Linked DNA regions of Homo sapiens: region 2 is linked to region 1. Evidence: read pairs that join two places in POLR2A ChIA-PET (ENCODE). Cell type or tissue: GM12878. All regions are shown on one strand. Links, peaks and the distances in the headings refer to the core of each region. The heading gives the core; the rest is flanking DNA.

The links. ChIA-PET counts read pairs that join two places held together with the same protein. Peaks named below come from ENCODE experiments on the same cell type or tissue, not always from the same donor. Only the 100,000 strongest peaks of a DNase experiment are listed, where the experiment ranks them.
Region 2: POLR2A ChIA-PET joins it to region 1 with 10 read pairs; 3 of 35 experiments call an interaction of 5 or more read pairs at or near these places.

The regions. Positions count from the first base shown.
Region 1 is chr10:22,754,798-22,760,182 of GRCh38, reverse strand. No RefSeq gene overlaps it. Among named protein-coding and RNA genes, the nearest start is that of PIP4K2A, 43 kb to the right of the region's middle. In GM12878, for the core only: no CTCF peak of the experiment used is centred there; no DNase peak of the experiment used is centred there.
Region 2 is chr10:22,701,961-22,707,345 of GRCh38, reverse strand. All of the region lies in intron 1 of PIP4K2A (phosphatidylinositol-5-phosphate 4-kinase type 2 alpha), which reads left to right. Among named protein-coding and RNA genes, the nearest start is that of PIP4K2A, 9.9 kb to the left of the region's middle. RefSeq lists an enhancer at 2,911-2,970. In GM12878, for the core only: no CTCF peak of the experiment used is centred there; no DNase peak of the experiment used is centred there; H3K4me3 peaks cover 1,879 bases; H3K27ac peaks cover 2,922 bases.

The DNA.
Region 1 (5,385 bases), core at 156-5,155:
ACTAAAGTATTAAAAGGTCAAGTAAGTGGTCAGGTCTGTCTGACTCCAGACCCTGTAAGCTCAATCACTGCATTATGCAGCTTCTTTTGATCCTAGGTATACTGAATAATGTTTTTCACCATATACTTGCAACATTTGATGTCAATTTTTTTTATGTTTTAGACAGGGTCTCACTCTGTTACCCAGGCTGGAGTGCAGCAGTGCCATCACCACTCACTGCGGCCTCAACTTCCCAGGCTCAAGTGATCCTCCCACCTCAGTCTCTCGAATAGCTGGGACTACAGGCACATGCCACCATGCCCACCTAGTTTTTTTGTATTTTTAGGAGAGATAAGATCTCGCCATATTGCCCAGGCTGGTCATGAACTCCTGGGCTCAAGTGATTAGTCTGCCTTGGCCTCCCAAAGTCCTGGGACTACAGGTATAAGCCACTGCGCCCAGCCCCAACATTAATAATTTTGAATTATTTTTTTAACTGGCAAATCCATATTCTAAAAAACATTTCCAGATTTACTAAATGTCCTTTCCTAGAAGACCTGTCATTGTGAAATGAAGTTTTCCTACTTTCGGGGATTAAAATGTCCTTCTGAAAAATGAAATAAAAGTGTTGGTAGATTATATATTTTCCCTCTTTTTTTTTTTTTTTTTTTTGAGACAGAGTCTTGGCTCCTGTTGCCCAGGCTGGAGTGCAACGGCACGAACTCACCTCACTGTGACCTCCGCCTCCTGGGTTCAAACGATTCTCCTGCCTCAGCCTCCTGAGTAGCTGGGATTAGAGGCATGTGCCACCATGCCTGGCTAATTTTGTATTTTTAGTAGAGACAGGGTTTCTCCATGTTGGTCAGGCTGGGCTCGAACTCCTGACCTCAGGTGATCCACCCGCCTCAGCCTCCCAAAGTGCTGGGATTACAAGCGTGAGCCACTGCTCCCGGCCCTATTTTCCCTCTTTTTAAAGAACAAAACTAAACTAAAAAAAAAAAAAAAAAAAAAAAAAGGATGGATCTTGCCAATTTTTTTCTTTTAATTGATGGACTATGAAATTCACACATCTGAGCACATTACATCATACTTTGCATAATGGTTTAATGTTTGCAAACAACCATTAGTTGTTGAGACCGGAGATCTCGCCTCGGCATCATCGCTGTTTTCTGGAATCACAGGAACACAGTCAGTCGTCTTATTAAAATACATGCTTATAATTTGATGTGAAAAAACAGCATGAAGAAAAGGTATTTTGAAAGCAATTAGGGAAATTAATTATGGACTGACTCTTACATGATGCCAAGGAATTATTGTTAATTGATTAGGTATTGTTGTTAGTTTTTAAAGTCCACGTTTTTTAGAGATGGATATTGATATAAGTCGAGGTAAAATTATACATCTGGCACTCGCTTAAAAATTCTTCAGCAAACTTAAAAAAGTAAAAGAAAAGAGAGATGAAGCAAATATGTCAGTCTTAATAATTTTTTAATCTGAGTGATGGGAAGAATGAATTACAGTCATCCCTCAGTACTCTCGGGGAATTAGTTCCAGGATCAACCCTCACCCCCACCCCCTCCCCACAGCCCACTCCCCCATGCCAAAATTCAAAGATGCTCAAGTCCCTAATATAAAATGGGGTAGTATTTGTGTATAACCTGAACACATCTTCCCATATACTTTTAATCATGTGTAGATTACTTATAATACCTAGAACAACGTAAGTGCTATGTAAATAATTACTATACGGTATTGTTGAGGGAATAATGGCAAGAAAACAAGTCTGTATGTGCTCAGTACAGATGGAACCATCCTGTTAGTTTTCTCAAATATCTTCAACCAGTGGTTGGTTGAATCCACAAATTTGCAACCCATGGATACAGAGGGCCAACTATACTACATTTGAAATTATAGTACATGACATTCTTCATAATAAAGATATATATGATCATATGTAATATTGAAATCTTGTCATCAAAATTTTTTTCCACTATTAACTATGTGGACTTGAGCAGTGTTCTCTTCTGTAAATGGGGTGAGGATATCTAATTTGCATATTGTTGGGAGATCACATGAGATGCCTGCCCCAAAAGATATTCAATCATTGTTGGTGCCCTTCTCCCCAACTTTTCTTCTTCTCTCACATGTTCTAGACAAATTCAGAATTACAAAATGATATTTAGGCAGTAGCTATTCACATTTTCCTAAATGAGTTACCATAGACTTTTTTTTTTTTTATTGAGACGGAGTCTTGCTCTGTCACCCAGGCTAGAGTGCAGTGGCGCGATCTCGGCTCACTGCAAGCTCTGCCTCCCAGGTTCACGCCATTCTCCTGCCTCAGCCTCCCAAGTAGCTGGGACTACAGGTGCCCGCCACCATGCCCGGCTAATTTTTTGTACTTTTAGTAGAGACGGGGTTTCACCATGTTAGCCAGGATGGTCTCAATCTCCCGACCTTGTGATCTGCCCACCTCAGCCCACAGATTCTTTAAAAGAACAAATTTCTCTAGTGCACCTATATGATTCAATTTATAACAATAAAACACAAAGGCAACTTTTCAGACACAGAATTTGTGTGAAGTGAGATGTAGTTGGAAGAGGAAATGATAGTCATTAGAGACAGTGGCTATAAAAGTGTTGCATGGCAATTAAATTTTTAGAAAATTCTGCATCCTTTTAATATTCTATTTTATTAAGTTTTTGATAAGAAGTATATTTCACTAATTAACATGTTTATGCAACTAGAATACAGCTTATATAGCACCAGCAAAGTCCTTCGATCTACATCACAATTCAATTGCTTACATTTCTCAACTTCACACAATTTAACGGAAATCTTTTGAAACTGTGATGCTGAAAATTCAGCAACTTTTTGTTAGCCAACAAAAAATTAGGTTTCTCTATTAGTATAAATAATTATGTAATAATTTTCATGGGCATATTCACGCTTTTTATTGGTATAATGTGGTATAGTTCTTAATCAATAAGAAAGAATTATGTCTAAATTACAGAAAGAATCTTTGAAGAGTTTGATTAATCACAGCTACAAAGAACACTTTTATAAAAATACTGGTCCAGAAAGCAGATTATTCTAACTCATTCCTCAGATCACCCTAGTATTGCTTATTGAGTATCAGTGTGGTGCTACACAAGGCACTCATTTTTGAAACTTTTGCAGAAGAGCAAATGCATTCACTATGCTTTGCCACATGGTTATTTCAAAATTTCAATTAAGAACAAACATTCATCATTTTCCCTAGCAAGCTCCTATGCCCAGACCGTTTGAAAGGGCAGGAGAACAATTTAATAAGTTAAATCCTGTCAAAAATAACCTATCAAGCAGATGACAAAAGGAACCTTTGCTTTGAAGCTTGAAAAAAAATTGCATTTCACTATGAAAAATCGCCTGTCTTTAGGATCTGTTTCATGTTTCTTCAAACGATTCATATCAACCTTCCCACAGAGCAAGATTTGAGATGAAGTTATGTAATTTATTGTCATGCTTTAAACATATTATATTTATTTGTCCCTTTGATAGCTTTTTTTCTCTTAGGTCCTTGGAGGCAGTGAGATTACTGTGAATTGACTCTTCCTGTGGTTAATGGAAAAAGTGGCAGGATTTGCTGAAAGTGAGGAAGGTAAGGAGTACAACAGAAGAGATGGAATGAAGAAAAAAAAAAGGTAATGTTGCAGAATGAAAGTTTTGTTAGTGTAAGAGTTGAAATCTGAAGGATTTTCATTCTGGACCTAAAAATAGAAGATCAACCCATAGGTAAATATCACAAATACCATTGGGGTGGAGACTTTGCCTCTAGTGTAGCTTCACCACCAAGTCCAATAGTCTGTATTGTGCAAAGAAGGGAGGAGGCCGGGCAAGGTGGCTCATGCCTGTAATCCCAGGACTTTGGGAGGCCAAGGTGGGAGGATCACCTGAGGTCAAGAGTTCGAGACCAGCTGGCCAACATGGCGAAACCCCATCTCTACTAAAAATATAAAAATTAGCTGGGTGTGGTGCTGCACACCTGTAATCCTGGCTACTCAGGAGGCTGAGGCAGGAGAATCACTTGAATCCAGGAGGTGGAGGTTGCAGTGAGCCAAGATCGTGCCACTGTACTCCAGCCTGGGCAACAGCAAGACCCCATCGAAAAAAAAAAAAAAAGAGAAGGGAGGAGAAGTTCTTGGGTGTCTCTGAGGTGCCCTGATCTGCAGTGGGTAGGCCCTTTACATATTTATCTTGTGTCATCCTCATGACAACTCCATGAAGTAGATGCCCTTTCCCAATATACAGATCAGGAAACTGACACTCAATGAAATTACAGAATAGATTGCAAGTAACCTTTGCCACAGAGCTGAACTCTAGTCTGTTAATTCTAAAGCTCACAATTCTACAACAGAAGTCATCTTGTGTTAATATGAAAATCTGTTCTGTCTGTGGCCTGCCTTTTACTCAGTTATGGTCCCAAATCCATCAACAGCATATAATGGAATGTGATGTGAGAAGATCCTGTCAATGGAAGTCTTTTAAGCCATAAATGAAAGAAAATCAATGAGGAAATGCATCCAAAATAGGACACAGACAAAAATCAGCAACCTCGGTGAGTTGGTTAAATGACACATTGATCATCCAAATTAATGGTTCTTTACCTTTGTTTGAATTATGGGACCCTTTGAGATTCTGATGACAGCTATGAAACTAGACATTTATACAACCTTTCAGAGGGCTGAAGAACCACCACTTCAGTGTATTTAAAAATAATATTGTTTAAACTCAATATTTTTCAAGTGTAAAATGTATTTAAATATGAAAATGTTTAGGTAGGGCGGGCATCTGTAATCCCAGCACTTTGGGAGACCAACGTGGGGAGATCACTTGAGGCCAGGAGTTTGAGACCAGCTTGCGTAACATAGTGAGATCCCATATTCACAAAAATTACTGAAACTAGCCAGGTGTGGTGGCATATGCCTGGAGTTCCAACTACTCAGGAGGCTGAAGCAGGAGGATTTCTTGAGACCAGGAATTCAAGGTTACAGTGAGCTAGGATCGCACCACTGCACTTCAGCCTGAGTGACAGAGCAAGACCCTGACTCTTTATTTTAAAAAAAAAAGTTATGCATATAAATGAAGGACTTTTTGGATACCTTTATATACTCTGCAAACATAAATTATCTGAAGCTTGACCACTGCGATGACACAACTTTTTAAATTTTAATTTAATTCTTAATGATTTTAGAGATGAGGTCTTTCTACGTTCCCCAGGCTGCCCTCAAGCTCCTGGGATCAAGCCATCCTCCACCTCAGCCTCCCAAGACCCTGGGTCTACAGGTACGCACCACCACACTGGCTTGTGATGACGTAACTTTTGAATGAACCGATCAATGTTAAGGGTTACTACTAGGGGCCTTGGAT
Region 2 (5,385 bases), core at 260-5,259, 53 kb after region 1:
GGGCACAGTGATTAAGAGCTCTGGAGTCCTTGTTCGGTTGGCTATGTGACCTTGAACAAGTTATTTTGCCTCTCAGTTCCTTGATTATAAAAGGAGGTAATAATGGTACCTACTTTGGAAGTTTGTTATATGGATTAAATCAATTCATACTTGTAAGATGCCTAAATAGTTGCTGGCACATGGTAAGTTCTTAATGTGCTAGCTGTCATTATTACTATCCTTTAAAATAGAGACAGGGTCTTGCTGTATTGGCCAGGCTGGTCTCAAACTTCTGACCTCAAGCAATCCTCTCACCTCAGCCTCCCAAAGTGCTGGAAATAGAGCCTTGAGCCACCATGCCTATCCTATTTTTTTTTTTAATATCTTAAATGCTAAGAGGTAGCAAATTATCAGATTGTATGCTAAATCAATGGTTACTTTATCCTGTTTTGTAGTAGAACATCATCGTTGTTCTTGGCATCCTTGTGTATTTTTGAGTTATGAATTATCATTTTAGAATTACCCTTGTGCCCTTGCTTTGCTTTCTGTATCTATTTTGTTATGTTCTTTCTTGTATTTTTCACACTTCCACTAGCGATTAGGTTCTTTGAAGTGTCAGAAATCTAATTCACATCCATTAGTTGCAAGTTATGTCAGCTATTGACTTGATATTTCACCTTGTCTTTAAATATGGAGACACTGCAAGATGCTTCAGATGCAAAATGAATATATTGTGGACCTTGCTCTCAAATTGTGCATAACTACAGGGGACACAGACGTAAAATAAATATATGTGTAAATAACTACAGTGTCCAGAATGCTAGGGGTGGAAGGTATTAAATAGACCGTGCAGAACATTGAGCAAAGGCATGACGTCGGTGAAGGGCTTAGACATGAGGCAGTTTGGGAGAAGAGCATTTCAGGCGGAGGGGTCAGCTGGTGCAAAGGCCGTGAGGCTGGTGTTTGCTTGGCTTGTTATGGCAACTGCAGGAAAGCTGGCATGGCTGGAGCACAGCAAGAGGGGGATATAGTGGTAGGAGATCTGCCAAGGTGCTAACCAGGACTGGATCATGATTACTTCTGCCTGGGGGACTTGGAGAATCCTTGAGAGGAGGTAACAATGAGGAGGACCTTGAGGATTAGATAGAATCTCCCAGCTGCAGAAGATGGGTGATATGGTTTGGCTGTGTCCCCACTCAAATCTAATCTTGAATTGTACCCATAATCCCCAGGTGTTGTGGGTGGATCAGCTGGAGATAATTGAATCATGGGGGCAGTTTTCCCCATCGTATTCTCGTGATAGTTAGTTCTCACGAGACCTAATGATTTTAAATAAGGAGCTTCTCCTTTTGCTGGGTGTTCATTCTTCTGCTTGCTGCTGCCATGTGAAGAAGGATGTGTTTGCTTCCCCTTCTGCCATGATCGTAAGTTTCTTGAGGTCTCCCCAGCCCTGCAGAACTGAGTCAGTTAAACCTCTTTCCTTTATAAATTACCCAGTCTTGGGTATTTCTTCACAGCAGCGTGAGAACAGACTAATACAATGGGGAAAGGCATATGCAGCTGAGGGTCCGACAGCGGGCAAAACCAAGCAGAGCGGAGAATGTGAGTAGTTGGCTTTGGGTGTGGCCACAGTGGCAGAACCCAGTAACATGTTAGAAATGCAGAGCTTGGGCCTCTGCAGACCTGCTGGAGCAGAATGTACATTTTAACAAGACATGTTGATCGTCAGCATATTTAAGTCTGAGAAACACCCATCAGGGTAAATCTTTGGTTTCAAGCCCTGAGATTCCTTAGATGTGCCTCAGGGGCTGGTGGGAGGGGGCCAAGCTGGTGGGGGAATTTAGGCCTACCTCAGTTTCCTCCAGAACAGCCTTGTTTTTGTCCTCATTGTCATCTCTCTGTCCTTTTTTTTTTTTTTTTTTTTTTTTTTTTTTTTTTTTAACTGGGGTACTGAATATAATACGTAAAGGGGGTAAAAAAGATCCTGCAGCCAAGAAAATTGAAAACCACAGAGGAACATAAAGGGAGTGTCAGGAGATGGTTGAAAGAGTAGTTTGAGGCCACCTTTGAAGGGCCAAGTGGTTGATGTTTGCCAGAGAAAAGCCAGCAGTTCTGACCAGGGTTACTTTAAAATTTGCCACAAATCTCAAATGACACTCGACCCGGAAGTGTTACTGCCTCCTTTAATATGTTCTCCACTCTCTGAAGTCATTTCTTCCTTTTCACTTCTCCTTGAACTTCACCTAGTGTCCTGTCCCCCACTTCCCCCACCCCGTCCTTCCCTCAGCATATAACCTCATTTAGAAAGCATTGAACAAATAGAAGCCGTCAGCTTCCACTCTTCCCACCATCCCATCTAAATTTTGGACAGCTGGGTCCGTCAGTCTACAGACATGCTGGAGGGGCTGCCCTGCCTGGTTTTGTAGCTGCTAGCTATATATGGCAATTTAAATTTCAGCTAATAAAACTTAAAATTCAGTTTCTCATATCAAGTGCTCACTAGCCACATGTGGTTAGTGGTTACTGGATTGAACAGTGCAGATATAGACGATTCCCACCATTGCAGTGTCTTCCACTGACATGGCTCACCATTCCGGGGCCGCCCATCTTGAAAGCAAAATAAACTACAGTAACAGCAGAAGCTCTCCTTCACCCTTAGTCTCTCATTTTAGTGTCTTCTCGTGTTTTCTGTTCCTTTTTTTTTTTTTTTTTTTTCAGATGAGGTCTTGCTTTTTGGCCTGGGCTGGAGTGCATGGTGCAATCATGGCTCACTGCTGCCTCAAACTCCTGGTCTCAAGCAGTCCTGCTTCAGACTCCCTAAGTGCTGGGATTATACATGTGAGCTACCACACCTGCCCTGTTCCTTTTCATAGCAGGAGTGAAAAGCCTTGTCTAAAGCTGAGGTCTCCTATTTCTATAGAGACACCGTACCTGGCAACCGTCAACTTACCTGCGATGATCTCCTTAACTTACCCCAATCTAGCTTTCACCTCCAGCACACCTAGGAAACTGCTCAAGTCAGCATCACTGGCAGTGCTAACATTTTCAAATGCAGGGGGCTCCTTTTTTTTTGTCTCTTGTTTTCCTTCTGCTTCACTAGCCACTCCTTAGGTGCAGGCTCCTCTTTTGCTCAGTCTGGAAATGTTGGAATGCCCCAGGCCTGTGTCCAGGATCATCTTCTACAATTACATTTACTTTACCTACATGATTTCATTTAGTCTCATGGCTTTTTATACCATTTTACAGTCATGATTGAGAAATTTTTAACTTCAGCTCTAACTTTCCTCTTGGGCTCTATATGCAGTTTCTTACCAGGTATCTTCACATGAATAACTAATAGACATCTCAGATGTCCCAAGCAGGCCTCTTGATTTCCTCCCTGCACTCTGCCCCGTCCCCTGTCATAACTTAAACTGGCCTCTTCCCGTCTCAGAAAATGGACCACCATAGACCCAGGTGCTCAAGCTTAAACGTAGGGAGCAACCTTGATTATGCTTTTTTCTCCCCACTCCTTCTCCACATCCAATTTTTGAGTCCCGAATCCACATGCTTTCTATTTGAATCTTCTTTCTCAGGAACACTGTGGTAGCCTCCTGTTTGGTCTCCCGGCATTCAGTTTTGCCCTGTTTCAGTCCACCTTGTCTGCAGCAGTGGCAGAGGAATCTTGCTAAACTGTAGATGATTTCATGTCATGTCCTCAGTTAAACCTTCCAAAGGCTTTACATTGCATTTAGAATAAAATCCAAACCTTTTCTGACCTGCAGGATCTTACTGGCCTGGGCCCCACTTTCCTCCTTGCCCTCATCCCATAACACCCTCTTCATGATTCCTATGTTCCAGCTGCCCTGCGCTTTTTCTGTTCCTAAAGGCAAGCTCAGAGCAGCCACAGTTCTTCAGTCTTTATTTTTCTCTTCGTCGGGAATGTTTTTCCCTCTTTTATTTATTTATTTTTTTATTTGAGACAAGGTCTCGCTCTGTTACCTGGGCTGGAGTGCAGTGGCATGGTCATAGCTCACTGCAGCCTTGAAGTCCTGGGCTCAAGCAATCCTCCTGCCTCAGCCTCCTATGTAGCTGGGACTACAGGTGTGCACCACCATGCCTGGATAATTTTTATAATTTTTGTAAGAGATGGGGGGTCTCGCTGTGTTGCCCAGGCTGGTCTTCAACTCTTGGCCTCAAGTAATCCTCCTGCCTCAGCCTCCCTAGGTGCTGGGATTAGAGGCATGAACCACCATGCCCAGCCTGCCCTCAGATCTTTGGATGGTTGGCTCCTATTAGTTATTTTAGTCTCTTAGCTAAGGGGTTGCCTTCTCAGATGGCCTCTCTGACCTCCTAAGCTAAGGGAGCCCCTCCACTATCATACTGTTATTTTCTCTGTGACACTTAACACTGTTTGAAACTGAGTTGTGTACATTTTTATTGCTTATCTCCCTCAACTAGAACAATAAGTTTCATAGCAACTGAGACTTTTTCCTATTTACTAGGTGTATCCCTGCATCTAGAACAGTGTGTTTAGATAGTAGGTGCTCAGTACATATTGTTGAATGAATGAGTGGGGCTGGGATTCTAAACCGTAGGCCATTAGTTCTCAGGTGGTATACCATGAGGCCTCCCATATTCAATTTTCATAAACATAGAAAGTTGACTTTTGTTATAATCAAGCATAGAGCATTTTAGAGCATTTTGCTGAGCGGGTTGTGCAGTGTGTTAGAGAGTGGGGAAAAACTTGCTGCAAATTGGTGATAAGAGGTATGGGGTAACTGCAAGCCAGTGCCAAAGAAAGAGGTTATGTTTACAGCAGCATGCAAGAACTGTGTCTTGTGAACACGACAGAAAAGGTTCAGAAAGTAAACAACTTCTTTCAAACAGTGTCAGATGTTGAAGGGCCGCCAAGTGAACTGCGTGAAGACTATGAATGCATTTCTAAGTAATCTGAGATATTATGTTAGAAGAGTGTGCTGCAGTGTTATTACTGACTTGTTCTTTTAATGGCTTCAGACATGCCTCTAAAAATTGTAGTATTCAGAAGTGTACCATAAGTTAAATTTAAGATTGCATAAACATTGTAAGAATAGGGATAATGTCAGTATCTCAGTCCTTTGTGGGTCTTTTTCTATTGTGTATTGTTTCTGCTGGTTCTTCTTCATGGTGCCTTGTTGCCATTTATGTTTGGTTCATTTTGGCTCTGAGCTGCTCACTTCCTTGGATAGTCATTCAGGGAACATTCTTCAAGTCTTAAGATAAAGATGTATCCTTCCAGAGAGAATTGTTTGTTTTTGCCACATGGCTAGGGATACTGGAGACCAAGACCATTTGAAACTAAATTCACAGCTTGGAATTTTTTGGACCTCATGGTGATATAAAATTGGGCTGCAGTCCCTGGGGTGGCATGGTTTTATTTTTGGT